Regions from separate parts of the Mus musculus genome. Here all the other regions are linked to region 3. Evidence: chromatin loops called from intact Hi-C (ENCODE). Cell type or tissue: gastrocnemius. All regions are shown on one strand.

Region 1 (8,000 bases), 1.0 Mb before region 3:
TATTAACGACACATCGGCCTGATGGAGCCGTACGTATCTCACGGTAACATCTGTGGTCGTGCCTTTCTGCCTCGCGAATGTGACAATAAACAGGGGTTCCAAACATCTCATAGATGCCTGGTCCGTTGGAGGCTGAGTTGATTTCTTTGAACATGTCACTGTACTTCAAATCCAGGAAGTGCAGTCTCGGATCTGTTGTTTCAGCGGAGAGGGGAATGCCTGGCTTTTTTATGCCTGCATGTTTACCGATTCGAGGAAATGCTTGCTTTTTAGGTTTCTGGGTCTGATGCGTTGACTTCTTTTCTGTCAGAGGTGCTCTCCTTTGAAACTTGGAGGAGGGATGAGGTCTGTGGTCTATAAGTTCCAAAGCAGGGAAAACTTGAGTTTTTATGCTGTTTTTATGCATGTTGGGCTTAATGGATGCTTGGATGGAAACCATGAGATTAGGGGGTGCTCTGTTCCTGGCCTTGGTCCTTGAATCCAACTTGGTTCTATGAGTATTTGTCTGGAGTTTGTCGTGTTCTCGGTGAGCAAGCAGGTTGAAGCTGTTGCTGTTCTGCGCCGGGCGCTTTCTCCTTTGGAGGTGTGGTTCGGCTCTAGCGGGTCCCTTGGATGTCCCTTCTCCAGGGAATGCGATGTGAGTAAGCGGCACCACCCCATTCATTTCGGGATTTGTTTCTTCCTCCATTGGTATTTTTCTGTTCTGTTCTATGTCTCTATGACCTTCCAGCTCTTCAGCAGGGCCGTCAGAGTTCACACTGGGACCATTCTTAGGAACACTAACCTCTTCTGACGCTGCATGTGGCTCCATTGCTCCAGATTTGTGTACAGAATTGCTTTTGGCATCAGGAACGTTCTCATTTCCGATCTCTTTCTCCTCTGCTGGGGTCATTTCTGAATTTGAGACTTCCAGGAGCTTGCAGAGAATGGGGTGCTCAACCCCTGAATCTCGCTCAACCACTCTGGCTGTCCAACTCTCTTTTTTTCTTGATGAAAGATATTGGGAGTCCTCTCCCCCTCTTTGCATCTCACTAACATGGTACCCACTATCCCTTTCCCTCTCTGTAGGAGTAGTGTCTTCTTTGACACTCTCACAAGAGAACAAAGATGGCCCTTCTTTGAAGCCAGAGGTTTTAGTTTTGTCCCACCCTTCCATTTCCTGGGATGGCCAACTCTCCGCTACTCCCTGTTTTCCGCTCTTCCGGAAAGAACACATGTTTCTGGACCAGAGGGTACAGTTAGAACCCCTGAGGGTGTGTTCCACTGGTCCTTCCTGCGTGACTTCTTGATGGTTCTTTGATGAACTAAACTCTGCAGATTGGCTAAGAGGTCGGCTAAGAGGTTCCAGGAGCTTAGGCACAGACAGGCTGAGGCTGGGGACCTTTCTTTCCCTGTGCCTTGGGGACTTGGGGCTTTTTTCCATATTGAAGATACAAGATCTCATGGGCAAGCATGATAGTGGTGGCAGAGGAAGCTAAAAGAGAAAGAAAACAATGAATGAAGAAAAATATCAAAGTAAATGCCTTTTTTTTTTTTGAGACAGGTTTACTCTATGTAATCCTGGCTGTCCTGGAACTTGCTATGTAGACCAGGCTGGTCCCAAACTCAAAAATCTTTCAAGTGCTGGGATTAAAGAATTGCATCACCATTGCTTGGCTTAAGTCAAAAAGTTCTAATATTCACGTATGGAAATCCTTTAAATATAAAGCTGTCCTAAATATCACTGGTTTTTTGGTGTGTGTGTGTTTTTAAAGAGTTGGTGATTGCTGCTGTTTAAATAGAATGGCCCCCATACACACATATGTTTGACCACTTGGACCATAGGGAGTGGCACTGTTAGGAGGTGTGGCCTGGGGGCGGGCTTTGAAGTCTCAAATGCTCAAGCTGCCCAGTCTCCTCCTTCTGCCTTCAGATCAAAATGTAGACCTCTCAGCTCCTTCTCCCACACCACGTCTATGTGTACGCTGCCATGCTTCCCACTGTGATGGTCGCGTACTAAACTTCTGTAAGCCAACTCCAAGAAATATTTTCCTTTATGAGAGTTGCCATTGTCACGGTGTCTTTTCATAGGAATAGAAACCCTAACTAAGGCAGAGATCAAATCCAGGGCCTGTGCATACCTGGCAAGTGCTCTACCACTCAGCTAAGTCCAGCTACATCAATATGTCAACAGGACACAAAGATCACAATTTTTTCCCCTTCTCTGCTCCATTTGCTCTGGTCCAAATATTTATTTATTTAATATATATAAGTACACTGTTGCTGTCTTCAGACACACCAGAAGAGGGCATCAGATCTCACTACAGATGATTGTGAGCCCATGTGGTTGCTGGGATTTGAAGTCAAGACCTCAGGAAGAGAAGCCAGTGCTCTTAACTGCTGAGCCATCTCTCCAGCCCAAAAAGATCCCAACTTTTAAAGCCAAAATGTGGAACTGGAGATGGACCTCAGATAGTAGAGTGCTGCCTGGTGTGCACAAATCCCTGGTTTCATCCCCAGTATTGTATTCATACATCTGTAACCCCAGGGCTGGAGGTAGAGGGCAGAGGGTCAGAGGTGTAAGGTCATAGGCCATACAGCCTGCACTGGAGTACTTGCCAATACATGCATGCATGCATACATACATGTATACATACATACATACATACATACATACATACATACATACATACATACATAAAATAAAACCCTGATCAGGACCAGAAAGATAGCTTGGTGGGTAAAGGCTCCTGCTACCAAGCCTGATGACCTAAATTTGATTCCTGGGACTCACATGGTGGAAGGAGAGAGCTAACTCTGCCAAGTTGTCCTGTGATTTCTACATGCACATAGACACATACACACACACACACACACACAGAGAGAGAGAGAGAGAGAGAGAGAGACAGACAGACAGACAGACAGACAGACAGACAGACAGACAGAGACAGACAGAGAGAGAGAGAAAGAGAGGCAGACAGACAACAGACAGGCAGATACACACACACACACACTTAAAAATATATTTAAAAAATCTCAAAGCTATTTGGCTCAGTGGTATAGTATATGTATGCTTAGCATACATGAAGCCCTAGGTTGGATCCCCAGCCCCCAAAATAGGGAGAAAAAAACAACACAAAATAACTAAAATATCATTCTCCGTACTTTTCCAGAATCAAGATTAAGTGACTCTTTAAAAGATAATTAGGTGCTATAGTGTTAGATCAGATGTTAAGAGTATAGATTTCTCTTGCAGAGAACTTAGTTTTGGTTTCCAGCACCCATGTTGGGTGGGTCATAGCTACCTATAAATCCAGCTCCAGGGGACCTGATACCTCTGGGGTCCTTAGGCATTTGCATGCACATATAAACTCAGACATACATATATACACATAACTAGGAATAATAAAGTAAATCTTTTTTTAAAGCTAAAGTTAACTGAGTGCTGGTTACTCTTCTAGGGTGGCATCTACATCATGGCTCACAGTGTGTAATTGTCCCAGGGGATCTGACACCCTCTTCTGGCTTCCATGGGCACTGTATGCACACGATGCACAGACATACATGCAGACAAAACACCCATACTTATCAAATGTTCAAAAAATAAAAAGGCTAAAATTTACATGTCAAGACTCATGGTTATACTTATTAGTTATGTGGGGTTGTTTATTTATTTAGTTTGTTTGCTTGCTTTTTTGTTTATTTTGTTTTAAGGCAGGGTTTCTGTCTGGCTGTCTAGCTGGTTTTTGTTTGTCCTGGTTGCCTTAGAACTCACTCTGTAGACCAGGCTGACCTCGAACTTGGAGATCCACTTACTCCTTCATTCCAAGCAATGGTATTAAAGTGTGGGCCACCATGCCCAGCTTAAATGTTAAATTTTAAAATGGGAAGTATTTTATCTCTCTTTTCTTTTTAGTTTCCACGGGACTGATGAAAATGTTAAAGCCCTCTTGAGAACACTTTAAGCTTGTTGTTATATGTAGCTTAAGGGTTCTTCCAGGACCGATGAACTCATTGTTTTGCTGAGTCATTTAGGTGGGAACAGCTTTAAATTTGAAAACTTAGCAATGCTAAGGGCTTTGTAGGCGCACAGTTGCTACTGTTCACCTAGAATGCAGAAACCACTTGATTCAGTCCCCCAGAAATCCACAAACTGGCTGTGATGGTGCATGCATGCCTATGATCCAAGGACTCTGGAGGTAGAAGTCAAAGGATCAGGAGTTCAAGGTCATACTCAGGTACAACAGCAAGCTTGCGGCCAGTCTGAGCTGTGTGCCAATCTCAAAACAAACAAACAAACAAACAAACGAAAAACAAGAAAAGCCTCAATAGCTTAAAAAAAGATTTATTTAATGTGGATGGCGTATGGGTGTTTTGCCTGCATGTATATATGTGTACCAAGGTGTCTGTTGTATCTCCTGGCACTGGAGTTACAGATGGTTGTGAGCTACCCTATGTGTACTAAAAACTGAACCCAGGTCCTCAAGGGTAGCAAGTGCTCTTAAGCGCTAAGCCATCTCTCCAAACTCCTTAATAACTAACTGTTAAATCTCCTTGCCCTCTAGTTCAAAGTCAGCTACTCTTAATTATTACCAACCTCTAGAGGGCAGTGCAATGCAAACTATAGCGTTCAACTTTGTGGCCCTTAAGCTATAAAGTCCTTAAGTGGTTTTTTTAGTTTTGGTTTTGTTCCTTTGTGGCCTTTTCTTATGTACACAAACTCTGTACCTAATTATATGGGATTATTTATAGACATGGATTATGCATAGTGACTGAGAGCTATGACTTCAATTTTCACTTGCCAACTAGGTGCAAGCAGGAAAGAAAAAAAAACCAAAAACCCCAGATACTAGAAATTCAAGTGTTAGAGGATACTTCTCTCTCAATGTTATTGTCTGAATTTTTTCCCATTTCTCAAAAATAGGAAATAAGCCGGGCATGGTGGCGCACGCCTTTAATCCCAGCACTTGGGAGGCAGAGGCAGGCGGATTTCTGAGTTTGAGGCCAGCCTGGTCTACAGAGTGAGTTCCAGGAGGACTACACAGAAAAACTCTGTCTCAAAAAAAAAAAAAAAAAAAAAAGGAAATAAGGAATGAAGAGGCAGCTCAGTCAGTAGACTGCTTGCCTTGCAAGTACAAACACCTGAGTTTAGCCCCAAAGCCCACATTTAAAAAGCTAGCTGTGGTGGAACAAGTTTGGAATCCCAGTATTGAGGATGTAAAACAGATTCCTGGAGTCTGCTAGCTGGCTTGCCTAGTGTAACGGGCCAGTGAGAGACCCTGTCTCAAAAAGCAAGGTGGACAGTGCCTGGGAAACAAGTGCACAGGTGTCACTCACTGCAGATGCACAGGTGTGCACAGGTGTCACACATGTGCTGACACACAGGTATGCACCAACACACAGGTATGCACCGATGTTTGTATGTCTCCTAGGACACTGAAGGCCAAGAGAGCTGAGAAAACTGACAAGTAACAAGTATCTTCCCAGGATCTTTACCTGTAACGCTTTATAGGAGCAGGAAAACTCTCCCCCATCAGGGTGGGGTGTGAACGGCAAAGAGTAACATGGGATTTGGACAAAGGTATGAGGTGAGTAGAGCAGCAATCCACACCCTTAATCCTAGAACTAGAGAGGCAGAGGCAGGGGGATCTCTGTGAGTTCAAGGCCAGTCTAGGTGACATAGTGAGACCCTGTCCCCCAAACTTAAACGCATTAAGAAACAGAGACAAAATGAAGGAAAAACGAAGACAGAAAATGAAGAGACCTGTTCACCCCACTACCCAGGAGCAGGAGATGGCCCAGAGAAGCACCTCACAGGACATGGAATGGTTTTCCCATGAATACTTAGCTTCTCCATAAAGTAGTCATCCTTTTTTAAATTTTCTCCACAATATTATTGCTGAAGATTTGACTGAGAAGTTTGTGGGAGCTTGTCATTGTTGTTGAGATTTATGGATTTTGTTATTTCTTTCTTTGAGACAGAGTTTCTCTGTGTAGCCATGGCTGTCCTGGAACTAGCTCTATAGACCAGGCTGGTCTCGAACTCATAGAGATCTGTCTGCCTCTGCTTCGAGAGTGCTGGAAATTAGAGTGTGCACCACCACCACCCTTATTGTTGTTTAATGAAGTCAAACATGCTGGAACTGATCTTACCCCAGTTCTTCGGCTACTGTAGCTTATGTCAGAGGTAGGAAACTCTATAACAAAAGAAACAAGAACTGGGTGTTATTAGTAGTAGGCTGAAGAGTTCATAGATGGAGCAGGAGATATGCGGGAAAGTGTTTCAGAGTATATTCTCCCTGTGTGGTATACATAGTGCTGTGAAGTGATTTCAGAAAACCTTAGCCTAAAGCTACCAGAAGGGGTGTTATAGGTTTGTTCATTTGTTTTTGAGAGCTGGTCTCATAGAGCAGCCTACATGTAGTTAGTACCTTGAATTCCCTAGGTAGCCACGGATACCCTTAAACTTACAATCCCCCTGCCTCCACCCCCTGAGTGTTACAATTACAGGTGTGTGTCCTGCCCAGCTTAGTATGGGAAGCAAACCCAGAGCTTCGTGGATGCTAGGTAAAACTTGATCAGCTGAGCCACATGCCCGGCTCCTACACTAGCTTATTTATTTTTAGTTCATGAAATACTCTTCCCTGAAACACATACAAAATGCATTTCCTTTCCAGCCATTTGCTCCCATTGCCTTCAGTATTGTCATTATTAAGCCTATTGTTAGTCGTGTGTGTGTGTGTGTGTGTGTGTGTGTGTGGTGTGTGTATGCATGCACACGGGCACATATGTGCAGAGGCGAAGGCATCTTCATTCCATCATGTGCCTGTAGCAGTCAGAGGACACAACCATTTGGGCACCACTGTCCTCGTTTGAAACAAGACCTCTCCCTAGCCTGGAATCTGTCAAGTTGGCGAGGCTTCCGGCCATTGAGCCCCAGGGATCCTCTGACTCAGCCTCCCCTGGGCTTCGGTGACAAGCGCATGTCATCATATCTGACTTTTTTTAAAAAAACAAAAAAACAAACAACAACAACAAAAAAAAACATGGGCTTGGGGAATTTAACTCAGATCCGTGTGCTTGCAAGCACTTCACTGAGTTATCTCTCCAGCTCCACTGTAGAATTAAATGCTCAATTTAATATGTTCCCTCTTAATTGTGGTTTCCATATTTTTATAGAGATACATAAAATCATATGAGTAAATACGGCCTGAACAGAGAAGTAAGATTGTTTAGGGACAGGGAACTAACAGGAAGAAGGGGTGAGGAGAGGGAGAGCATGGAAGGATGAGGGGGCATATGCTGTCATACATTATGTACCTGTATGGATACTCTAAACGTACACGCATAAGCAAGAGCTTGACTCACCATCAGATTGCCTTTGCTGTTCTTTCAGAACACAAGGAGCCACCTCCCCAGCTGCAGATGCAGCAAGGCTTGAGTCTAAGCAAGGTCTGGGTGGTGAGAGAGCCACGTCCACACCACAGAGCTCCTCAGAACTTCCGTCTGTCTTCAGAAGTGAAGGCTGTGTGGTTAGCATCCTCCCCGTGAGGCCCACCATCTCCGCGTCATCTGGTGGAGAGACAGGATGCACTTGTTCCCGTTCCTGATGCTCTGAAGTCACCTGACTGAAAGGAGAGAGATGGGGAAAACTCATTTGCTGGTATAGTTCAGATCTCAGGGGGTCTCTCTGTGATCAAAGTTTGGTCCCTTGCATATGACGATGTCGGAGGAGGTGGTACCTAATGGCTGGGAGAATGTCTTGGAGGGGGTTCCGGCACTTGTCACTGTGTTCTCTTCATGACCACCCTGAAGGAAGCAGCCTCCTCCCCAGCCTGCTCTCCACCATGATGTGCAGCTGTCTTACACCACAAAACCAAAGCAACTGTGGAACGAACCTCTGAAACCAAACCAAATTCCTCTCTGTACACTCTCTTAAGTGTTTTGCCAGTTACAGAAAACTGATGGTACATTCCCAGTATCCTCCAGATCTGCAGGTCTCAGACCAGAGAACGTGTTGG
Region 2 (8,000 bases), 460 kb before region 3:
AGGACAGCCAGGGCTACACAGAGAAACCTTGTCTCGAAAAAAATCAAAAAAAAAAAAAAAAAAGAAAAAAAAAGACTGGCCACACACACACACACACACACACACACACACACACACACACACACACACCCCAACTTATTCCAGAAACCGAAACTGTTCTAAAATCTGGAATTCTGGGATGCGACACTCAAGGATTCAATGGTAAAGTCTATGAATTTATTCCAAACCTCAAGAAAATACAAAATTTGAAATACTCTGGTCCTGAACATGTCAGACAGGGATCCTTAACCAGTACCACATTCTGTTAGCCCATCTACTCATGATGGATACTTGGCTGTATTCACGTCTCAGCCACCTTCAAAAATACCACTATGAAGATGTATACATAAGATTTCTTTGATGTGCCATTTCTAATTCTTTTTTTTTTTTTTTTTTTTTTTTAAGATTTATTCATTTATTATATGTAAGTACACTGTAGCTGTCTTCAGACACTCCAGAAGAGGGAGTCAGATCTCGTTACGGATGGTTGTGAGCCACCATGTGGTTGCTGGGATTTGAACTCCTGACCTTCGGAAGAGCAGTCGGGTGCTCTTACCCACTGAGCCATCTCACCAGCCCCATTTCTAATTCTTTTGGGCACATACACAGATTTAGACTGCTAGCTAGGTCATATGGCAATTCTTTCTTTAGGGTATATACATAGAGGCAGACTGTTGGATCCTATGGTGAATGAATCTTTATCTTGTTGAGGAACTACAATGCTGTTTTCTGCCCTGGGCATTTGTCCTGGTGACTGTTAATACAGCTTAAGCTAGCAGTCACCCCAGCCATGTGCAGCGGACCTCACTGAGGACTGGCGCTGCTGAGCATCTGCTCATGCACTCACCAACCAGCATGGAGAGATGGCTGTTCAGGTCCTTTGCCCATTTTGAACTTTTTATTTATTGTGGATATTTACCTCTCATCAAATATATGAACTATAAATATTTGTTCCCATTATGTAAGCTGCCTTTTACTCATATTTTAACTGGAGAAAACTATTTATTTATATAATTACATGTCTGTGCATGCAGATGTGTTCAGGAGGCATTAGGTCTCTTGGATCTGAGGTTTTAGGTGATTGTGAGCACCCTGATGTAGGTGCTAGGAACTCAACTCCAGTAGTCTGGGAGATCAGCAAATACTCTCAACTTCAGCCAGCTCTCAAGCATCCTTTTACTTTCTTTCCCTGCTTGCCCCCTGCCCTCAAAATTGTGCTGAGAATCAAATCTAGGGACTACACAGACAAGCTATATAGTCTAAATGCCTTTCCCCCCATTTCAAGTACTGGGAGTCAAACCTAGCCTTCTACATGCTAGGCAGGTAACTATTTTTTGATACACAAATTTTAAAATTCTCCCTAGTTCAATTTGGCCATGTGTGCATTTTTGTGTGTGCCATAGGTGCTGTATCTAAGAAACCACGGCCAAATCCAATGTTCCGATGCTTTTGCTCTGATTTCTTCTAAGAGCTCTATAGCGTTAGGTTTCTCATTTAGGTCTTGGATCCATTTGAGGTTATTATTTCTATATGAGGTGAGGTAAGGATTTAACTTTATTCTTTAACATGTATCTATCAATTCTGTTCTAATCAGTGGGGAAAAAACCATTGTTCTTGGCCTTTAAATTTTATTTATTTTTAACTTACATATGTGTGTGAATATATGTGAGATTATTTGCACTGCTACATATGTAAGAAGCCTGCTGAGGCCAGAGGTGGCATTAGGTCCCCTAAAACTAGAATTATAAATGGTTGTATTGTTATGTGGGTGTTGGAAACTGAACCCACATCCTCTGCAAGAGCAGCAAGTGCTCTTAACCACTAAGCAATCTTTCCAGGTTCCTTTTATAGTCTTTAAATTTGTTTTTCACTTGAGTTTACATAATTATTTATAAGCAATAGCAGTATTACCAATGCCACCACCAGCATGAGGAGGAGCTCCAAAGCGGAAGGAATCAATGTAAGCTTTGATTTTCTCCAAATCTAAAAAAGAAAACATAACTTATCATCTTAGAATTAAAAAAAGCTACTATTAAAATGAAGAAGGGAGGAGACTTATTATGAGACATCTTTAAAATGTTCACAATGTGTTATTTTTATAATATACACTGTTTAAATATTTTAAATTACTTACCAATTCCATGGTGTAAAGCTCTCTCTGTAAGCAACTGAGGATCATGGATTCTTTGTGCTCCAGACAATATTTCTTCTCCTCTCATGAACATATCGTAAGAGTTGGACTGTTTCTAGAGAAAAAAAAATGAATGAGCCACTACCATTCTACTGTGTTATCACCCTTTTCCCAGGATAAACATGTGGGAAGAAATGATGATTGAGTTAATGATAACCTTCTACATAATTTCCTCCTGATGGCAGAACTGCTAAGGGCAGGCTAGTTTGTTTTCTCTGTTCAGACTTCTGTCCTCTTTAGGTTACCTCTCAATAATCAGAGCACCTTATCTAAAGCAGTGGTGCTGGTTTACTTTACAGTATTGCCTGAAAACTATTTTTAGAAAGATACGAATTTTGGTCTGTTTTGGTTGCAAGTTACCAACAGATATTTAGTCTATTTAATAAAACTTGTTTAAGTAAAGTTAAATTGAAACTGAATTAACATATCTGATAATAAATAAATAAATAAATAAATAAATGGAAAAGAAACGGAATTAATCCTATGTTTAACTTGCTGCCTATCAGGCATTTGATACTATCAGTTTTAACTTTCCAATAAACAAAGATTCTGATCACTTCATTATTACCTGGAACTTGTTATAAATGCTAACCCCTAATCGCTGCCCCAGACCAATGATTAGAAATGCTAAGGTTAGCACTGAGCTATCTGTATTTCAAAAAGCCCTCTAGTTTTGTGCCAATGGTATATACTTGGGAGGCAGAGGCTGTCAGATCTCCAAGCTCCGGGCCAGCCTAGTCTGTATAGCAAATTCCAGGACAACTAATGCTAGATGGTAAGACCTTGTATTAAAAAAAAGTGAAAAAACAAAACCAAACCCCAAGCCCTGCAGATGGTTCATGAATATTAAGGGCTGAGAAAACCACTGTAAAGCAAAAAGCTCTAAAACATTTGGAGTGTTAACTCCTAAATATAAGCTTTAATTTTCTTCAAATCTATCAAGTGAAAACAATTTATAGTCTGGAGAAATGGCTCAATGGTTAAGAGCACTGGCTGTTCTTCCAAAGGACCCGGGTTCTATTCCCAGCACCCACATATCAGCTCACAACTGTCTGTAAGTCTGTAAGAGGACCTGACTCCCTCATACGAATGCATATAAAATTAAATAAATTACAAAAAATAAAAGAAACCCCCCACAATTTACCACCTTAGTGTTAAATTTAGAGAATTGAATTCTCAACTCAAAGTAAAGAATGAGACTCTCATTTAGCTCTTGAGGATCTAGTACTAGCTAGCATATATAGCCCCCATCCCAGTAAGTCCTTAGAAAAAATGACCTAGGATATTAAACTTAGGTTATCAAACTGATTTGTTACAACATTCAAATGGGCTATTAGAGAGTTCTCTTTCTTCCCCACAAATAGATACTTAAGGTCAAATTACTTACCGGATTTCTTGGGTCAGGCATGGTATAGAAAGGTCTTACAGCCAATGGATATTTATCAAGAACATAAAAGTCTGTATCATACTATTAAAAGAAAGAAACTGTGTTAGATCTATACATCTATACATCTATACATCTATACATCTATACATCTATCTATCTATCTATCTATCTATCTATCTATCTTTGTGGAAAATTTCTAATATTAATCATTATTTAACATAAAACCCCCGATTACTTTCTTAATAATTTAGTTTTCTGTTTAGATATGTAAAGAAAATTGGGTATTATTCTTCAAATGGAAACGACTGAAGTAAGTACTGTTAAAGTGTTTGATATTTTTTACTACCTCATAGGCTTAGTTAAAAAGCAATTGCATCTCAGCTCTTCCCTGATGCCACACCCTTTAGTTAAAGCTGCAGAGGGAGAGACCGTGACAGAGTGCTGGAGTGCTGAGACAGCATGCTCAGGGCCTGTCTAACACTACACACACACAGGCCTTCACAGAAAGCCCACTTCCAGGAAGCTTCACTATCTCAAGTGCAACCAGCAGGAGGAGCTCAAGGACTTTCTACACTTCATTAAATTATTGTCATTAAAAAAACACAATGGAGATAAGCTTTTCTCTCCTTTGGTTTTAGATTTAGAAAATAAGGGCAAGAGTGCACAGGTTAGACCTTTATAGCTCAGAGACCCTTCACCACTAATCTGATAATCTGGTGTCCTTTAGAGAGACTTCATTGTGGCTGTACAAATGTCACACAATGAATTCAAATAGTTGGTTAGAATCTGTCTAAACATTTTTTAAATTTTTCTAAGAACAAAAGTAAGCTGGGCAGTGGTGGTGCACGCCTTCAATCCCAGCACTCGGGAGGCAAAGGAAGGCGGATTTCTGAGTTCGAGGCCAGACAGGTCTACAGAGTGAGTTCCAGGACAGCCAGGGCTACACAGAGAAACCCTGTCTTGAACCCCTCCACCCCCTCCCCCCCAAAAATGCCAAAAAAGTATAGTTTTCTTTACTAGCTCTGGAGACATACCACTGTAGGGAGATGATAAAATACATTCCTTTTCCTAAGGAACATTTCAGATTTAAAAAACAAAAAAAAATTCCAACACATGTATTAATCCTACCTTTTCCTTCACCAAACGACCCAACAGTTTTTCATTTGGTGTACTGAAAAAGAAACATGAAAGTAGTATTTGAAGGTGAAACAGAAACTGTCTTAATTTTAAGATTTGTCTAAGTGTGTTGGATCCCCTAGAGCTGAGCTATACAGGCAGCTGTGAAGCAGTCTGGTGTGAATGCAGAGAACTAAACTCACTGTTTCTGGATGGGCAGTCAGAGCTCTTAAGCAACTGAGCTATCTCTCCAGTCCCCACCAAGTCACAACTTAAAATATTAGTTCAAATGAGAAAGGCACCTTGCTATTTAAGGTTCTCAAAGGATAATCAGCACTTTTGTCATCTGTGCACCGTGCACAGGCATTTCAGGAAGCCACCTACAAGTGCTACTTGGTGCACATAAACACTGCCCCAACACTTAAAATCAGGCAGAGTTACGCTGGGCGTGGTGGCTCATGCCTTTAATCCCAGCACTTGGGAGGCAGAGGCAGGCAGATTTCTGAGTTCGAGGCCAGCCTGGTCTACAAAGTGAGTTACAGGACAGCCAGGGCTACACAGAGAAACCCTGCCTCGGAAAAACCAAAACAAAACAAAAAAAAAATCAGGCAGAGTTTAGGATTCTGCTGATTCAGAAACAGGAGGCAAACACTTTACTAATTATATAAAATAAAATAAAATCTAGTGGGTTAACATTAGAAGGTCTTGCCATTAAATAGTCGTCTTTCCTATTACTCCACAAAGGTTTGTAATATGACAACCAATACACCCAAGTCTTTAATTAAACAAATAAATAATGGGCTTAGAATCAAGTACATTTTCTGGGTTAAAAAAAAAATCAATCACCTTCTGCTTCCACATATCTCGTTATGTACTGTCATGATAATTTAACTATTTTGACCAGGAACTTGTGAATAAAATGTATATTGACAGCAGTTTAGGTAACAAAATATGGAATATTGATAACATATAGACATTAGTATTTTATGCCCAGTACTGTATGGGGTGATTTAGAATGTTCCTTACCCTTGTTATCATGGTGATTTTTAAAGTGCACTTGATCTTAGCCAAAAGGCTGAGAAGTGATTGTGATTTTTAAAGTGAAGTAACATTATGAACAAAAATCACAAGCAAAAGTCAGGTATGGTGGTTGTACTGGCTGGTTATGTGTCAACTTGACACAGCTGGAGTAATCACAGAAAAAAGAGCTTCAGTTGGGGAGATGCCGCCATAAGATCCATAAGGCATTTTCTCAATTAGTGAGCAAGGGGGAAGGTCCTCTTGTGGGTGGTGCCATCTCTGGGCTGGTAGTCTTGGGTTCTATGAGAGAGCAGGCTGAGCAAGCCAGGGGAAGCAAGCCAGTAAGTAATATCCCTCCATGGCCTCTGCATCAGCTCCTGCTTCCTGACCTGCCTGAGTTCCAGTCCTGACTTCCTTTGGTGATTAACAGCAATGTGGAAAGTGTAAGCTGAATAAACCCTTTCCTCCCCAACTTGCTTCTTGGTCATGATGTTTGTGCAGGAATAGAAACCCTGACTAAGACAGTGGTGCACACCTTTAATCTCAGCACTTGGAAGGCAGAGGCAAGTGGATTTCTGAGTTTCTGAGTTCTAGGAATGAATTCCAGGACAGGAAGGGGAGAGACCCTACCTTGAAAATAAAAAAGCAAAACAAACAAAAAACCAGGGAAAACTCTCCACATTCTCTTTCTTGTTCTATATTACTATTTTCATAAGATAAATTAGGTTCTATGCCTCTAAGGCTGTTCGTTCCCTCCCTCCCTCTCTCTATATATAGTTATTTGAGACAGGGTTTCTTTTTATAACCTTGGCTGTCCCGGATTTCATTATATAGACCAGGCCCCTGCCCCCTGAGTGCTGGGATTAAAGGTGTGCACCACAATGCCTAGTCATAAAATATTTTTAAAGACTCATTTACTTTTATTTTATACACATGACTGTTTTGCCTGCATGTATGTATGTATATGTATGTGTAGTACATGAATACATGGTGTCCTGCCATGGATCCCCTGGAAGAGGAACTACCAATAGCTATAAGCCATCTGTACTGGAAGCCAAATCTGGATCCTCTAAAAGAGCAGCAAGAGCTCTTAAGTGCTGAGCTCCAGTCCCTGCCCCCCAATATATGTATGTATATAATTCATATATTATATATGTTATTATAATATATACTATCTACCTATCTCTCTATATAATGTACTTGCTTGTTGTGTGTGACTGTTTATCTACATGTGTTCTGCAAGAACGGCAAGTATTCTTATCCACTGAGCCATCTTTCCAGATCTCCTTTTCATTCATTTTGAGGCAAGGTCTAAGCTGCTCAGGCTGGCTCAGATCTTACTCTGAAGTCCAGGCAAGCTTTGAATTAGGAAACCTCTTGCTTCCTGAGTACATGGGATTACTGTCCTGTGCCATCAGGTTTGTCTTCCTACATTTGTCAACGGGTTACAACTAGGGGAAAAACTGCAAAGTTATAGACAAAATTATTAAAGCATAGGCAAACAGATTAAATATAACATTTTAATTTTTATTATGTAAAATATTATTATGCAAAATGCCAATGTATTAAGAGTTATCAGCTGGGTGAAATACATTAAACCTAAGCATTAAAGTTGAAAGAGAAAATATCAGAGACCAACCTTAGATCTTCCTCATCGTCCATTTCAACTCCAGCTTCTCTAAGCATTGCCAAAGCCTCGCAATACTCCAGTCTTAAAGTTGGCTCCAAAAATTTGAACGGCTCACATGGGAACTGTTTACTCACAGTTTGAATTTCAGTCTGAAACCTGTATGTTCAATGCTTTAGTTAATAAAATGTTCATTAAATGCTTCTTCCACAAGAGGTCACTATAAGCAATACACAATTATCAGCGACTGAACCAAGAAAAGCATTATCAATTTGTTTAGCATTAACATACTTAAAACATTTCAGTTTCATGCTTTAAAAAGAAGTTACAGTAGCATTAGAGGATTAAAATTTTTATTTGCAATAATTATCAGCTAACACTGTTGGAAACACAAAATAGCCATTTGGAGAAGCATTAAAAAACCCAACTTTTTAATCCTGAAACACTTCTTATACATGAGGACACTAATGCAGGTCTGCCTTGTTCGCCCATTCCCACCATGCTGTCTAAATTATTTCAAGAACACTACTTCTTTCCTACTGTGATATCCCTAAGGTCCAATGCCTACCCTACACATAGTAGGACAAGAAAAATGGTAACTGCAGAGTTGTATTTCTGTT
Region 3 (8,000 bases):
GCCTGACCGATGAAGGAGTTCATCACTGAATAAGTGAGACTCAGAAAAGGAAAGCAAGCCCAGTTAGTAGCTGGGTAGAGAGCATGCAGGCTGCGGGTGAGATTTACAGAAGAACTGACTTGGAATTAAGCTAAGGACATTGAGCTGCTCAGTAACTCCACAGGTCCTGTCATAACTTGGAGTTGTCATATGCCTAGGAATTAGTGATGATTGGGGGGTTGGAGGGTAGGGAGAAATGAATGGAATCTGACGCTTAAACATTTAGCAAGATTTCTGATTGTATAGAAGCATTCGAGCATTGACTAATGTCACAATGAGGGGCTTCTCCTTGTGGTTTTGGGCTATGTGACCATTACCATTGTCCTTTCTGAGATCCAGTTGCCTCTCCTCTTGAGACAGACAGATATAACCACAGCAGAGCCCTGACAGGGCCTTGGGACTGACTGTGCACAGACTGTGCACGCATTGGAGGGGAGCAAGGTGCCTGAGTCCCGGAAGGGAGAGCAGTGCTCATCAGAGCAGGCTCCATTGAAGGAAAAGCATCTTCAGTTTCCACGGAGAGGAAACAGGGAGGGGATGGGATGTTATGTTCCAGAGGCAGGCAGGGTCAGCAGCTCAAACTCACGGGCTGTGTGTTTCCCAGGGAAACAGGACATTCTTTCCCACTCCGATTTGCACAAACCGAGGTACCAATTTGCCACCGTGGCTGCGCTTGCCACTTAATTTGAATGTAGGCTGAATTGAGGCAGCCACAGCAACTAGGACCTGGGAGGATTTCCCTGCTATCGTAGATACCCAGGGTCCCAATATTATTTTAAAAGAACTTTTAGTGTGTGTGTGTGTGTGTGTGTGTGTGTGTGTGTGTATGCCTAAGGAGGCTAGAAAAGGTGTCAGATCTTCTGGGCCTGGAGCTCCAGGCAGCTGAGCTGCCCGATCTGGACCTCTGGGAACCAAACTGAGGTCTTCTGGAACGAACGGCAGCAAGCGCTCTTAACTGCTGAGCCATCTCTTCTGTCCCCCTGTTGCCCAAACTTTGCTGATCTTCATTTAACAGTCCATTGGGTGTTTTATTGATCACTTACTATATGCTAGTTTGGGGAAATTCAGCACTGAACAAGCAAAATTCAGAGCCTCGCTCCTGGACCTTCCAGTCTTGTAGTGGGTAAAGGAGACAGACACATCTCTGTGTGCAATTAGCATTTTCACTGTGGAGTACACGCTCAGACTGCTGTGGGAAGGCATGATATTATGGGTTAAGACCCCATTTATGTAAGGGCTTCAGCAACAAGAGAAGGGAGGTGGGGGTGGAGTTCAGAGAGGAAATGAGACACTGGGTGGGAAGGGGACAGCCCTGCCTCCTTCTCAAGCACAAACCTCCTTTGTTAAACAGGCACAGGCCGTGGGAAAAGCTGTCTTCCTGCTTCCTGATACTATTCTCTGAGAACACATATGTTATGCTTGCTCCTTTATTTCTCCTATGTAATTTGTGCCTGTTTATATGTATGTATGTATGTATGTATGTATGTATGTATGTATGTATGTATGTGTGTAAGGTGTGTGCCTGTAAGGTATGTGTTTGTGTGTGTGTCAGAATGATGTATTTTGTATGTGTGTACATAGTCTGTGCATTTACATGCATGTACAGTGTATCTGTATGTGTGTTTATGTATGTACAGTGCATGTGTTTGTGTGTGTGCAAGGTGCATATTTGTGTGTGTGTGCATATATATTTGTATGTGTGTGAGAATGATGCACATATGGGTGTATGTACAGTATATATCTGTGTATATTTGTATGATGTATTTTATAAGTGTGTGCAGTATCAGTGTGTGTGTGTGTGTGTGTACATGGGCACATGCATGCATGAATTCATGTTTGTGTGCATATGCATGCATGCATATGTGTGTGTGCGTGCATGAGCACACACGTGCATGTGTACATGTTGTGTGTGATGTAAAGACACAGAACAACCTTGGCTGCTGTTTGTCATTGGCTGTCCACTGTCTCATTTTTCTCTTCCTGAGTCAGTCTCTTATTGTTCAGGAATTAGCCAAGTAGGTGATGTCAACTGGCCCGTGATCCCCCAAATCCACCTGTCTCTGTTCCCCAGCTTGGGGGGTTGTAAGCATGTGCTGCCTCACCTGGCTCTTTTTCATGGCTTCTAGGGTTTGAACACCAGGCAAGGCTAGCACTTGACCAGCTCACGTTGTAGTCTCTGGGCTGTTATTGATTGTCATTCCTCGTCCTCTTGTTCCCTACCTTCTGCTCCTTCAGACTCGGCCTAGGAAATGGCTTCACTCAGTGCTGCCCTTCATTCCATTTGTACATGTAACGTGATGGTTTCTCACTTCTGTGTTTCTCACATCATGTTGAGGTGTGTGTGTGTGTGTGTGTGTGTAATGACTTTGCAAATATGGAGGTGACATTTTCCCACTAAGGAAGTGGGTGAGGGCATATATTGACAGTGCTCTCAGAGTGTAGGTTGTGACCTCCCACATAGGTCATGTACCAGGTACTTACGTTATGATTCACAGCCATAGTAAACTTACAGTTATGAGGTAGCAAACCACGATGTTTTGGCTTGGGGTCACCACAACATGAGGAACTGTATTCAAGGGTCATAGCATTAGGAAGGTTGAGGACCACTGTGCTAGGGCCAGAGGTGTGTAGGACCCAGTGGTCACGGTGAGAATCGGGGCTTCTGGATCGCATCCTGCTCTTTGGTGGGTTCACCTCTCTGCTGTGTTTATCAGGATGTCTGCTCCAGAGTAGGAACATTTTCCCTCTGTTTATTGATCTGTCCTGCAGGTACTTGTCAGTTCCCTCGAACAGTGGATACGGCATTACTTAGCCCCTTTGTGTGCCTCAATTACCTTATCTGTGTCAAATGGGTGCAAGTAGTCCAAACTCACAAACATTTATGAAACGCTCGCTCTGTGTCAGGGGCCCCGTGAAGCTTCGGAGATGCAAAGATTTCAGGACAGTTCCCAGCCGCCATGCTCTAGGTAGCCCTCTCCTCTGGGTACTCATTCTGGTACAATATGATAAAGGAGTAATCAATTATAAATAGTAAAAGTATATCTAAAATGAAGGGACATGCCAGACACGGGGAAACAGAATAGACTATCAGCTTTGAATGGGTGGATGAGAGAAATGCTGACCAGGTTATTAGATTCTAGAGAGACAGTGCACTAGAAAGGCTTAGTGCAAAATGTCAAGGGCTGTGTAGGAAAGTAACTGTCAAAAAGGTGGTGGTGTGGGCCGGGGATGTGGGTTAATCAGAGTCATCACCTAGCTTGTAACTGAAATGCCGTGTTCCATCCCAGAAATTGGTTACCCGTGTGCGGTGGTGCACGCTTGCAATTTCAGCACTTGGAAGTAGAGGCAGGAGGATTTACGTGGTCAAGGTCATCCTTGAGCATCTGTTGCCAAACCTGACTCCTTGGTTGCCAGGGCTTGCTCACATGGTGAAAGGTGTGAACTAATGCATGCCAGTTGTTCTTTGACCTCCACACATGTACTGTAGCACACACATGCCCAGAACCCCATGCGCAGGAAAAATGTAAAACGCAAGAAAGATCACTGTGTGCTGCACAGTGAGCTGGAGGCCAGCCTGAGCCCCATGAGACTCTGCCTGAAGCAAAAGCACAAGTGTGGTGTGTGACTTGAGAAAAGTCAAAGAAGAAAGAGCTGGTCAGGGCCCCAGAGGGACCCTTCGTTTATTTTGATGGACCACAGCATTATACAAAAACAAAATTCAAGTTCATGGGTCTGTCTGCCTTAGCCACTCTGCTTGCAAATGAAGCTTCTGGCTATAGGAATGACCAAATCTAGCCACTCCAGGAGTGAGGACAGACTTTCTCAGTAACGTAGAGCATCAGAACTGGTTAGGCCTTTGTTGGAAGAAGGTGGGTGACGAAAGTACACACGCTAAAGAGCCGATGGGATGTGGGGTGGGAGGATGCGGGTGGGGGATGAGGGTGAGAGGGTCGGGGTGGGAAAGCCACGCCTAGGTCAGTCCTGTTAGTCCTGTGAGCCCTGACGGGCTGGTGAGAAACTTTTCTCCCCTGCAGCCTGCAGTTGAGGCGATCTGAGTCGTCATTCTGAAACAAGCAGTTAGCAAACAAACAACTGTCATAACGAAAGAGCGATGTGCGTAGAAAAGCGTTTCTCTGTTAGGGTTCCCAACAGCATGGGTCAAAGGACATTGTTCAAAGCAAAATAATTGTGTAGGATGAGAGTCTGATGTTATCCCAAGAGGACTATTTAAGCAAAGCAAAGCAAAACAAAGCAAAAGAAAACAAAACAAGCAATCCCTCTGTGCTTGGCGCTTGGCTCTTGGTTTTTGTCAAACTCAGAAGTCACGTAACCTAGAGGGAAACATGACCACAGGGCGCCCTCTGGTGTCGAGGCAAACCCACTACAGTCTGTGGTCTGAGACCCTGCTTGCTCCAGAGGGGAACATCTGATGTGGAGGGCCATCCTCTGTTGAAGTAGATCTTCTTTATGTGTTTGTGTGGGGGTGGGTTGGGGTGGAGGTTTCGGGGCTGTGGGGGGGGGGACAACACAGGCAAGCTCCGTGAAGGCTTCCACAAATGGCTCATTATTGGAATGGAAGAGTCTCACTAAATCCTAGTGGCCAACAGCTAACAAAACCAGAACTGTCTCTCCAGAGCTATCTCTCCTTTGCTGTTTGCTTCCTCGGCTTAGCTGTCATTAACCAGCAGGGGTTACTTTCTTTGAAGTTGAGCGAGTTAGACTATTGTAGAAAGAACAGTAATTGTGGCACCCCAAACCATCTGTGGGGTGTCCTCTTTGTGGCTCTGTGGGCCTCAGGAAGCACAGATGGAAAGAGGAAGAACAATTCTAACGTTCTGTTGTTCCCTCACCCCAGGAGGGATGTCTTTGCTGCTAATTGATGCACAGATGTTGCACGGCTGTTGGCATGGGTCCCTCGTGTGATAAAGAGCTGTCATCTCTTGTGGCTAGACCTGCCCTGGGCTCAGTTTCATGGCAGCACTTCATCCGACCTCAACTGTGGTGAAAATGAGGGCTGGTCCGTAGGATCAAATGACACTTCAGTGCTGCCCGGCTTTGTCTTTGTCTAAAGCTGACCGATGATGCCAGTGCCAGCTGGAGATGATCCCAATAGTTAGTCCGCAAGGTTAACTTCGCCAGTTTGTGCCCAGACATCCTTGGTTGTCCATGGGGTCCACTCTAGCTGTTCACTTGCATGTGTTGGGAGGACATAATACCTAGAGACTTTGCTAGTATCTGGGGGAGACCTACTGCAGCAGAGAACAGAGAAGGAGTGTGCTCCGTAGACTACAGTCTGAGTCTGCCATGGGAAGCGTGGTGGGCAGACTGGCGCTTAAACCATTAGAAGCTTCTCCTCTGGGGAGTCTCTCAAAATCGCTCTTTGGTGATGATGAGGAAGGCACCTGTGGTCAAGGCTGCATTGTTTGCACACAAGCTTTGAAGTCCTCTTTAGATGTTCTGAGTAGTCCCTAAGGAAGTGGAGAGGAGGGAGGTGGGGAAGGAGGGGAGGCTGGAGAGAAAATAGAACTATTTCTGAATGCTGGCTTCTCCCCACAGAAGAAACATGTCCAGACAGTTGTTGGTACCCAGAGGGAACCCATGTCTGCCTCCACCTCTCTTAAAGCAGAGTGTGTATTTTTCTCTTCACAGACAGCCTGCAGGGATCTACTACTGGTCCCAGTTTGCCCTGGGCCAGTGACTCCTGGGAGACCGCTATAGGAATGGGTCTCATGCAGATGCCCAGGTACCCCAGATGGAATCGATCAAACTGCAGTGGTCCACATTCTTTCTTTTACAACTAATCCAATCCAGATAATTCCAACATTTAAATAATCTGCACACTACATACTTTCAGCTAAAATATGAAAATCCAATGCCAGTAGTTGTATGATTTTGTAGCCTGTTATATTGTCAATGTTTCTATTTGAATGCCCAGACAGGGCTTGCCTAATATATCATGACAGCACGCTTTCAAAAGAATTATTTTCTATATTTGCGTGAGGGGTAGTACACATTTTGTGGGGACGGTCAGAGGACAACCCTGGGTGTTACAGATCCTTAGGCATCTTTCACTTTTTAGTGAGACAGACCTCTCATTGGCCTGGAATTTTGTCAGGTTGTCTGTCTGGCTGGCTACAGAACCCCAGGGATCTGTCTATCTCCACCTTCCCAGTGTTGGGATTACAGGTACATATTGCTGAACTGGTGTTTTACATGGATTCTAGGAACTGACTTCAGGTCCTCATGCATGGGATGCAGGCTCTGTATCCACTGAGCCATCTTCTCAGCCCACATTAAAAAAATATAACTTAAAGGCATCCTGAGGTCATTACAGGAAGTGGAAGAATGTGAGCTTCACCCTTGTGAACAGATTCCATCCCCATCAAAGTTCTTTCCCTGGGGGTCTTCAGGAGAAACATGGCTGGGAAAGCTTCCTTGGCCAGGGTCCGTAGATGCTGATGGTGGGTTTATGTATGGCTGGCACTGCTTATGTTTAGGAAGCTGATGTGTGCTGTCATCAAGAAACCGGCCATCAGAGACGTTTGCATGCCTCTGGGCACTAGCTGAGAAGTGACATTTTGGGATATCTCTCCACGATGAAGGATTCTTTTAACCCTCCCAGGAAGACATCTCTGTGAATTGACTCATGCTACGCCCTCTGAATGTTGCTATTCAGCTGGACTCCCAGCCTACATCCTATGTAGTCAGGATGTCACTTCATGGGAAATCGTGACACCGTGTGACGTGAGCAGCAAGAAGAGGTGGTGTAGTTTGTTTTCTCAGCATCTCATTTAACCCAGGCCGAGCCTCAACCTTGCTGTGTGGCTGAGGGTGACCTTGAAATCCTGATCCTCTCACCTTCCTGAATGAAGTCCTGGATTCTGTCCCTAGTAATCCTGTAATCCCAGCACCAGAGAGATATGGGGGCTTGCAGTCCAGGAATAGCCAAGATATTTTTTTTACCTCTGGTCCAATTTGATGAGGCGTTTGGTCAAGGGTATTAGCCAAGACACTGTGAAAAGAGCGAGTGTGTGTGTGTGTGTGTGTGTGTGTGTGTGTGTGTGTGTGTGTGCATTTCAAGTTACTTTCCTTCTCAAGTGTCATCCACCTTGTTTTCTGGAACAGTGTTTCTTGATGGCCTGAGGCTTGCCCGATTTGGCCAGGCTGGATGGCCAGCAGGCCTCAGGGAGCTGCCCGTCTCTACCTCCGCAGCTCTGGTATGACAAGCACATATCTCTATACCAGGCTTTTAGATGTAGGTTCCAGAGACCGAATTTAGGTCTCTGTGCCTCAGTAGCGAGAGCTTTACGAGCTGAGTCATCTTCTCAGCCTCAGTGCACAGTGTTCCTTCCGATAAGAGTGCTATTATTGACTAATTTGCAATGCCAATGCTGGTTGGATGCAGGAGTCAGTGGCTTGTAGAATCATCTTCTTCCCCAGGCCCGTGGCAGATTTCAATGAAGCAAGCTACCTATATAAGTGTGGTTGGCCTCTGGGAGTTTCTGGGCACAATTGCTTCTTCTGCACATAGGGACAAGATGATCTTTCTGTGCCCTCTGGACTCTATCATGTTGGATATGGCACTTGCCTTGCAATCAGGACAAAGATGAAGCCAACTATGAGGATGAAGGAAGAGGCAGATCAGGAAAGGTGTTTGGTGACCTCATTAAACCATCAAGTCAACTAAGTAAACTCTACTTCTCTTTCAGCCTTCTGGACGGGTGTGCAAGATGATTCTGCCCATGCTCTTTAAAGGTTCTCTGCGTCAAGGTTTCAGTTCCATACTTCTGAAGTCAAATTTTCTAAAGTAAAACTACATACCACAATTCTATGGTTGTTTCTAGAGGCAGTGTGAAAGATGCTCAGACGTATTATGTTCGCCTGTCAAACGTGGGGAACCAACACTATAACCTGGGTTATTAGTTTCTCCTAGGCTCTTTGTATTTTTCTTTTATGGCTAC
Region 4 (8,000 bases), 550 kb before region 3:
AAAGTCCAGTACTGTAGGACTAGGGTAGAGAGGAGACACTTCACCCCCATTATTCCTGAAAGTTGTGATGTTTGAACCGTGGGGTATGTTTTGCTGTACTTCTGGTTTTAAAATGGAAAGTCAACCTGACCCTGCCTGTGTCAGACAGGAAGAACTCCTCTCCCCTGCGGAGTAACACGCGTGTTGCGTGTGAGCTGTGGTGCTGGCGGGAAGCAGGGGGCAGCTAAAGTGCTGGAGTAACAGAACCTTCCTGAAAACATGCCTAGGAACTTTAAATATTTCATATTTTGACACAATAGCTTTTTCTAAGTAATGATCCTCATTGCAGAAGTTTAGCTATGAATAGTCCTAATATTAGTTAACTTAAAAACTGAAAACAACAAAATGCCTTCTGTGGATGTAATTCCTGTTGAGAAATGGAACATACTAATCCAGCACATGTTTATTGAATGTCTGCTATGTTGGTGGAAAGAAGGCAGGAAGCATAGCTGTAGGCACAGGATGAGTTGAGCTTTGTAAATTGTGTGTGTAGAGGGCAGCGTGCTAATGTATATGTAAAGAGAAGAACACGCTAATGATGTATGTCCTTGGAGTTCTCTTGCAGTCTTCTGCATTGATCACATTTGTTAACACTATTTAAAGAAGTTGTTTGCCAGGCATGGTGGCTCACACGTAAAATCCCAGCGCTTAGGAATCAGGTGCAGGAGTTTAAGGGCCAGGCTGGTCTACATAGCAAGTTCAGGCCAGGGCTACAAGGTCAACAACAACAACAAAAATGCAAGCTTTTAAAACTTTGTAGGAACCATCTCATCTAAGATCCAGTCATCTAAAAACACAGCAAGCTGGGCGTGGCATCTTGTTCCTGTACAGTACTTGGGAGATGGGGCAGGGCTCTCAAAGCTCAAGGTTATCCTCAGGTCCAGGCTCAAGTCCAGCCTAGGCAGAGTGAGATCTGTCTCTGCAATAACGAGGCAATATATGAGTTTTAAGAAATACTTGTTAATGGTATGAATCCTGGAAAAACATTAATTACCTCAAGTCAATTTGTCTTGAAGAAAATCAAATACAAGTCTTAAAATGTCCATAGTTCATGTGTGAGTAACAGGATCACTCTTCAACGTTATCTCTTTTAAAAGTACACATGGAGCTGGGCGTGGTGGCGCATGCCTTTAATCCCAGCACTAGGGAAGCAGAGGCAGGTGGATTTCTGAGTTCGAGGCCAGCCTGGTCTACAAAGTGAGTTCCAGGACAGCCAGGGCTATTCAGAGAAACCCTGTCTCCAAAAAGCCAAAAGAAAGAAAAAAGTACACATGGTTGAAAAAAACCCCAGAATGTAAGAAAAGGGTGTCTCTGTCCCAGCGTCCTACCCCACTGCCACTACCCAGAGGTAACCTCTAGTCATAATTTCTAATGTCATTTTTAGAAAAATTTTATGCATATAATCAAATATGTAATCTTTATTTTTAAATAAATGGGATCATATTGTATGTACTACCCTGCATTTTGCTCTTTCCTTACAGTCTCAAAGACCTCGACCTGCCTATACACAACTAGCTCTCATTCTTACTGTCTGTATCAGTTCGATGGACATAAGCACACAACTGATTGATTATATTCTGTGATTAATCAAAATTATGTGGTTAGCCCAGGTGTGGTGGCACAAGAGACAGAGGCAATAGGATCTCTGTTTGAGGCCAGCCTGGTCTACATAGTTCCAGGCTGACTCAGACTACACAGTGAGACCCTATCTCAAAACCAAAGCAAAATTGCTTGTTTGGTTTCTCAGTCACAGACATGAGCATCCTGGAGGGGAGAGGTATTCTGACTGAAAGTGGACCCATGGGACATGGTTTGTTAACTCTAGAGGATATTTGAGGTTTGGATTAGGAAAGATGGCCAAATTAGCTCTTTTAAAAGTTGCATGAATTAAGACACTCCTCCCTCAGGGTGAGCCTGGACCCCACCGCTCTGCTCTCTGCCATCTGCTCTCCTTCATCTCTGTCCACATTGTAAATGTGCTTCTGAGGACTGTATATGCACTGTTCATCTTGAATGAACATGAACTTTGGATTGGTTGGGTTTTGGGTTTTTTGTTTTTGTTTTGTTGTTGTTGTTTTGCTCTGTTTTATTCTCACTACAGACTCATTGTATCATCCAGGCTGGCTTTGAACGCACAGCGTGCCTGTCTCTGTCTGCTGAGTGCTGGGTTAAAGGCTTGCAGTACGACTGAGACAGCTGTCAATACTCCTGGTCATGCCAACTGACTTTGAAACTGTCTTCCAGTTTTACTATTTTTTTTTTAAGATTTATTTTTTATATGTGAGTACACTGTAGCTGTCTTCAAACACAGCAGTAGAGGGCGTCAGATGGTTGTGAGCCACCATGTGGTTGCTGGGATTTGAACTCAGGACCTTTATAAGAACAGTCAGTGCTCTTAACTGATGAGCCATCTCTCCTGCCCTTTTTTGGTTTTTCCAGACAGGGTTTCTCTGTGTAGCCCTGGCTGTCCTGGAACTCACTCTGTAGACCAGGCTGACCTCGAACTCAGAGACCCGCCTGCCTCTGCCTCCCGAGCGCTGGACCAGTTTTACTTTTGTATTTTTCCTACTGATTTGTACAAACTCTTGTGCTCATAAGAAAATCAACTCTTTACTTGCATGCTGTGACAATTTTGTCCTTTAATCTTTCCTTTTTATTTTTAAAGATTTCTTTCAATATGCATATGTGGGGTGCACATAGAAACAAGAAGAGTGTTAGAAAGAACCCCGGAGCTGAGAGTACAGGCTGGAAACTGAACTAAACTCAGATCCTGCAAGAGCGGCAAAGCACTCTTAAGTACTAGGCCATTTTTCCAGCCTCCTAGAAATTGTTTTTCGTTATGGTTAGGGAGAAAAGGAAGAGGGAAGGAGGGAGAGGAACAGGCGTGAGCACGGAGGTCAGAGGACAGTTTGTGGAAATCAGTTCTTGCTCCATATGTGTCCTGGGAACAAATTCAGGTGGTCAGGCTTGAGAGCCCGGAGCAGGCTCACGAGCTCTTTTGTTTTGTTTTTAACAAGGTCAGCGTTATTAGTGTGTTTCTTTTTGGCCTCCAGGTTTTGAGTCACTAGATTTCTAGGTAAAGAGTCACAGATGTCTTTCCCATTTCAAAACCTAACTTTTTATCTCCTAACATTCTTGTTTTGGGGAGGGGGCAATTGAAATGGGGATTTTCTGAGTAGCCTCACATGTCCTAGAACTCTAGACCTATATTAAATTCTAATATAGTTTACTTCTTAAAAAATGTTCTTGCTGGGAATCGTGGCGCACGCCTTTAATCCCAGCACTTGGGAGGCAGAGGCAGGCGGATTTCTGAGTTCGAGGCCAGCCTGGTCTAGCAAGTGAGTTCCAGGACAGCCAGGGCTATACAGAGAAACCCTGTCTAAAAAAACAAAAACAAAAAAAAAAATGTTCTTACTTCATGTGTATTGATATTTTGCTTGAATGTATGTAAACATACTATTTGCTACCTGATGCTTGCAGAGGCCAGTGGAGGGTGCCATATCCTTTGGAACTGGAGTTAGGGATAGTTACAGGCCATTAATTATTGATGGTAGGAACTGAACCTGGGACCTCTGTGAGACTAGCAAATGTTCTTAACTGCTGAGCCATCTCTCTAGCTCCAATTAATAACACTTGGTCATGAATCTTTCTGCCCAAGAAATGTCCTCCGCATTTCGGATTTAGAAGCACCCACATTTGACCTATGGTAGTACATGTATGTAGCCCCTAAGTTCTCAAGCAGAGACAGTAGGATAACCCTAAGTTCAAGGCTAACTTGAGCTACATGGAGGTCCAGTGTCAGTCAGTCCTGGGTAACTAATCATGCCCTTTTCAAAAGATTCAAAACCCGAACCCTTTGGCAGCCTTTTCCTATCAACAGAAAAAGAAGGTGTGTTCACAAAAGGTTCCTGACTGCCGAGCTAGCCATCGAACCTTTGGATAAAGTTTTTGGATAAACTTTTGGATAAAGTTTTTTTTTTTAAATAATATGCATGTATAAGTGTTTTACCTATATGTATGTATGTGTATCACATGCATGCAGTGCCCACAGAAGCCACAAGAGGGCATTGGATTCCCCAGAACTATAGTTATAGATAGTTATTAGCTGCTGTATGGATGCTAAGAATCAACCCCAAGTCTTCTTGGAGAGCAGTTGCTCCTAACTACTGAGCCATGTCTTCAGCTTCCTGAATAGAAATTTCTGTGGATATACTTTAGGTTAGAAATACTTATGAGGGGGCTGGTGAGATGGCTCAGTGGGTAAGAGCACCCGACTGCTCTTCCGAAGGTCCAGAGTTCAAATCCCAGCAACCACATGGTGGCTCACAACCATCTGTAACAAGATCTGACTCCCTCTTCTGGTGTGTCTGAAGATAGCTACAGTGTACTTACTATAATAATAAATAAAAAATCTTTAAAAAAAAAAAAAAGAAATACTTATGAAAAACAAACTTTCAAACAGAATCACTCTTACTTGTTTTTAATTTTTTTTTATATGAATGGGTATTTTTCCAACGTGTATGTCTCTGTGTCACATGAGTGCCTGGTTTCCAGGGAAGCCAGAAGAGGGCATTGGATCCCCTGAAACTGGAGTTAGCAACAGTTATGAACAGCCATATGGAGACTGGGAATGAACACTCAGGTACTCTATCTAGAAGAGTAGCAGTTGCTCTTAATTGCTGAGCCATCTCTCTAGCCACATAATAATCTTTTAAAATTAGCCAAAAACTAGGGGTGAAGGGGCTAGGAATTGAACCTTTGAGTCTTTGAATCTGATAAGCAAGTATTTTTGCCACCACTATGTCCCTGGCCTCTACTGCCCCCTGCCCCATCCCCTAGCAGGGTCTCATGATGTGTGATCCAAGCTGGCCTCAAACTGAAAAGCCTCCTACCACTACCTCCTGAGTACTAGGATTAAAGACAGGCACATACTATCATGGCTATAGGCTTAGATATTTTTAAAAACCTCCTTTTTCTTTTTTTAAACATTTATTTTATATGTGAGTACACTGTAGCTGTCTTCAGACACCCCAGAAGAAGGTACTGGATCTGATTACAGATGGTTGTGAGCCACCATGCGGTTGCTAGGAATTGAACTCAGGATCTCTGGGTCAGTGCTTGTAAATGGCTGAGCCATCTCTCTAGTCCTTAAAACCTATTTTTATTTTATGTACATGAGTGCTCTGTCTGCATGTACACTTTTGTGCCAGAAGAGGGCATCAGATCCCATTATAGATGAGCCACCATGTGGTTACTGGGAATTGAACCCAGGACCTCCGGAAGAGCAGTCAGTGCTCTTAACCACTGAGCCATCTCTCCGGCCCCCACACTTACTTTTAATAAGGATTCAAATCCCTTCAATACTACCCCACCCCCAACCCCTGCTTCTAGCCCACATCAAAGGTAGAGGAGAAAAGATGGTAAAAAGGACAAGGGAGTGTGGACCTGTTTAGTGGTTCCTTTGGCAGTTCCGATCTCTTTGTCAGGACACCAGCAGTCCAGTTCAGTAGTGTCAGGATACCAAGCATGATCTGCATCAGTGGCACGCTCCAGCAGAAACCGCCAGGCCTCTGCCAAATCAGCACGAGGCAGCAGAGCAACCAGAACCAGCCAGGACGCCAGAAATTCTCTGCCATGCTCTCTCAGTGAAGACAAAGACCACTGCAAGGCTAGCTATGCAAGCACACCATTCAAACATCATGTGTCCTCCCAAGGGTCTTGCCTCAGCAAAATGCCACGTGAGACAGTATCACATGACATATCCAGAACCTTCCACTTCACATGGCTAGACTTGCTTTTCATTTTTATTTAGTTGGTTATTTAGTTGACACAGGGTTTCTATATGTAGCCCTGGCTGTCCTGGAGGTTGCTATGTAGACCAGACTGGCCTCAAACTCACAGAGATCCTCCTGCCTCTGCCTCTGCCTCCTAAGTTCTAGGATTGAAGATGTGTGTGTGTATCACCATAGCTGGTTTGCTTTTTATTTTAAAAATAATATCCTGGCTGGGCTGTGTTGGTGCAGGCCTTTAATCCCAGCACTCAGAGGCAGAGGCCGAGAGCTCTCAGAGTTCTAGGACAGCTAGATATGTTATACAGAGAAATCTTAAACAACAATTAATTCACTAGATAATAATAACAGCAATTTCCTAGCTATCTGAGAATGGTTCGGAACAAAGGAGATTTCAAATGTTTTCCACTGTGATTGTTTGTGTATACAAGACAGTTGCTAAAGGCCATACGTTGTCTTCTCCCATTGGTGTGGTGGTGTGTTTTGTAAATGGATAAACAAAGGAGCATCCATTTTTGTTTCCAAAATGTTCTGGCCAAAGACAGGCAAGGTCATTGGCCCCAAATACAGCAGAAAGAAAGAAGATTGCAGGAAAATGTAGCCAGGCTGTAAAGGGGAAGTGGTCAGGAGTGTGCTACCTGAGCTTGGCTGGGTGGTGTTTTCAGAAAGGCTTCACAAGCTGAAGAAAGCATTGACAAAGGGAAGGGAGGGAGGGAGCACAGGATGGTCAGGGATCCACTGTACACGAGCACCACCACAGACAGACAGACAGACAGACAGACAGACAGAAGAGGGAGGGAACGAGCTCCACAGGCCAGGCTCAAGTCTCTTGGGCCTTCAAGCCACGGCTCTGGCCTGGTGTCAGTTGTCTGATTTCAGGAGAGCCGGGAGTGCCATAAAAGTTGGCAAGGGACATAGAACAAAGGCCCCAAGGAATGTAAGCAAGCAGCCATGGTCTGCGTTCGGAAATGCTTCGTCTAGCATCATGCAATCCCATTGAACTTACTTGTCAAGAGCGGCCACAGCAGGACACGACACAGGTCTCTATTTTCCATTTTATTCTACATAGGTTTATGGAAAGAACTGCAAGAGGGGGCAAGACTGGTTCTTACTAAAGGAAGTCCGTGCTCTTGAGTCTACCATCAAACCCTGAAATGAGGACAGAGAACCACGAGGCAGTTCAGCCTCTGCATTTCCATGGGGGTGCCTTGCAGGCTTCTCAGAGTCCGCAGAAAAATTCCCAGCGCCAAAGATGTTTTCATTTCAATTGGAAACTTGAGACGCTTCAAGATGGAAATTACCTCCAGCGGTGCATAAAGCCATGAGGAAGCCGCTCACTGCAGGCAGGAGTCTGGTGCTAGTATGGTGGCCAGCCAGGCTTCTCTGCAACTTGAGGTGGTGACTTGTCAGAAGGAAGAAATTTGACTCAGACCGTGGTGGCCTGGCTGTGTTGTCCCTTGCTTGGAGCGCTTGCAGTATTTGTATAACAGAAATGCCACGCTGCAAACTCCAAGCAGCACAAGAGCGAAGAGGACATACAGAGCCGTCTGTGCTTCTGCCGTGCCCAGCATCAGCCCCAGGAAGGGCACCTCTGACTTCACAGGGCTGGCAGTGGGCCCAGCATCTAGGAAAAGACAATGGAGGCTCAGGCTCTAGCACTGTTAGCCACCAGCCTGCTCTGAGAAAGTCCTGCTGGCTCCTGCGGTCCGGAGGCTGCATAGTGTACACCCCAAACATACACAGAACAAGCAAGCTCGTGGCTGTGGTGTTGGCATGGGTCCCCTGCACTGCTGTGTTGTTTGCTTGGTTTGTTTTTAAAGATTTATTTATTATTATACATAAGTACAATGTATGTAGCTGCTTTCAGACCCATCAGAAGAGGGCATCAGATCTCATTATAGATGGTTGTGAGCCATCATGTGGTTGCTGGGATTTGAACTCAGGACCTTTGGAAGAGCAGTCAGTGCTCTTACTGGCTGAGCCATCTCACCAGCCTGTTGTTTGGTTTTTTAATTTGTTTTTATAATGTGTACGTGCATACCATGATGCTTGTGTAGAATTGGAAGACAGCTTTCAGGAATACTATTTTGGGTTTCTGGTATTGAACTCATACCATAGTGCTTTTACCTCTGAGCCATCTCACTGTGCCCCACCAAACCACATACTCGCTTT

What was found. Peaks named below come from ENCODE experiments on the same cell type or tissue, not always from the same donor. Only the 100,000 strongest peaks of a DNase experiment are listed, where the experiment ranks them.
Region 1: it touches region 3 in a loop (5-fold over the local background); 6 of 42 quality-filtered maps call a loop at or near these places.
Region 2: a loop joins it to region 3, with 9 times the contacts of the local background. A loop is called at or near these places in 35 of 42 quality-filtered maps.
Region 4: it touches region 3 in a loop (2.7-fold over the local background); 18 of 42 quality-filtered maps call a loop at or near these places.

Annotation. Positions count from the first base shown.
Region 1 is chr1:127,822,924-127,830,923 of GRCm38, forward strand. Map3k19 (mitogen-activated protein kinase kinase kinase 19) reads right to left here. Exons shown (of 14, transcript NM_011737.2): 9 at 7,348-7,607; 10 at 6,133-6,176; 11 at 1-1,474. Among named protein-coding and RNA genes, the nearest start is that of Map3k19, 28 kb to the right of the region's middle. In gastrocnemius, a CTCF peak has its summit at 4,590 (motif pointing right); a DNase peak (open chromatin) is centred at 604.
Region 2 is chr1:128,364,748-128,372,747 of GRCm38, forward strand. Dars (aspartyl-tRNA synthetase) reads right to left here. Exons shown (of 16, transcript NM_177445.5): 11 at 7,393-7,539; 12 at 4,746-4,788; 13 at 3,618-3,698; 14 at 2,174-2,285; 15 at 1,951-2,022. Among named protein-coding and RNA genes, the nearest start is that of Mcm6, 9.0 kb to the left of the region's middle. In gastrocnemius, CTCF peaks have their summits at 4,165 (motif pointing right) and 7,598 (motif pointing right); a DNase peak (open chromatin) is centred at 4,150.
Region 3 is chr1:128,828,386-128,836,385 of GRCm38, forward strand. No RefSeq gene overlaps it. Among named protein-coding and RNA genes, the nearest start is that of Gm23056, 54 kb to the right of the region's middle. In gastrocnemius, a CTCF peak has its summit at 4,401 (motif pointing left); DNase peaks (open chromatin) are centred at 3,450, 4,395 and 5,026; H3K4me3 peaks cover 727 bases; H3K27ac peaks cover 394 bases.
Region 4 is chr1:128,277,885-128,285,884 of GRCm38, forward strand. Ubxn4 (UBX domain protein 4) reads left to right here. Exons shown (of 13, transcript NM_026390.3): 13 at 1-1,494. Lct (lactase) reads right to left here. Exons shown (of 17, transcript NM_001081078.2): 17 at 6,872-7,452. The coding sequence ends at 7,235. Among named protein-coding and RNA genes, the nearest start is that of Gm41949, 37 kb to the left of the region's middle. In gastrocnemius, CTCF peaks have their summits at 4,080 (motif pointing right) and 5,245 (motif pointing right); a DNase peak (open chromatin) is centred at 7,446.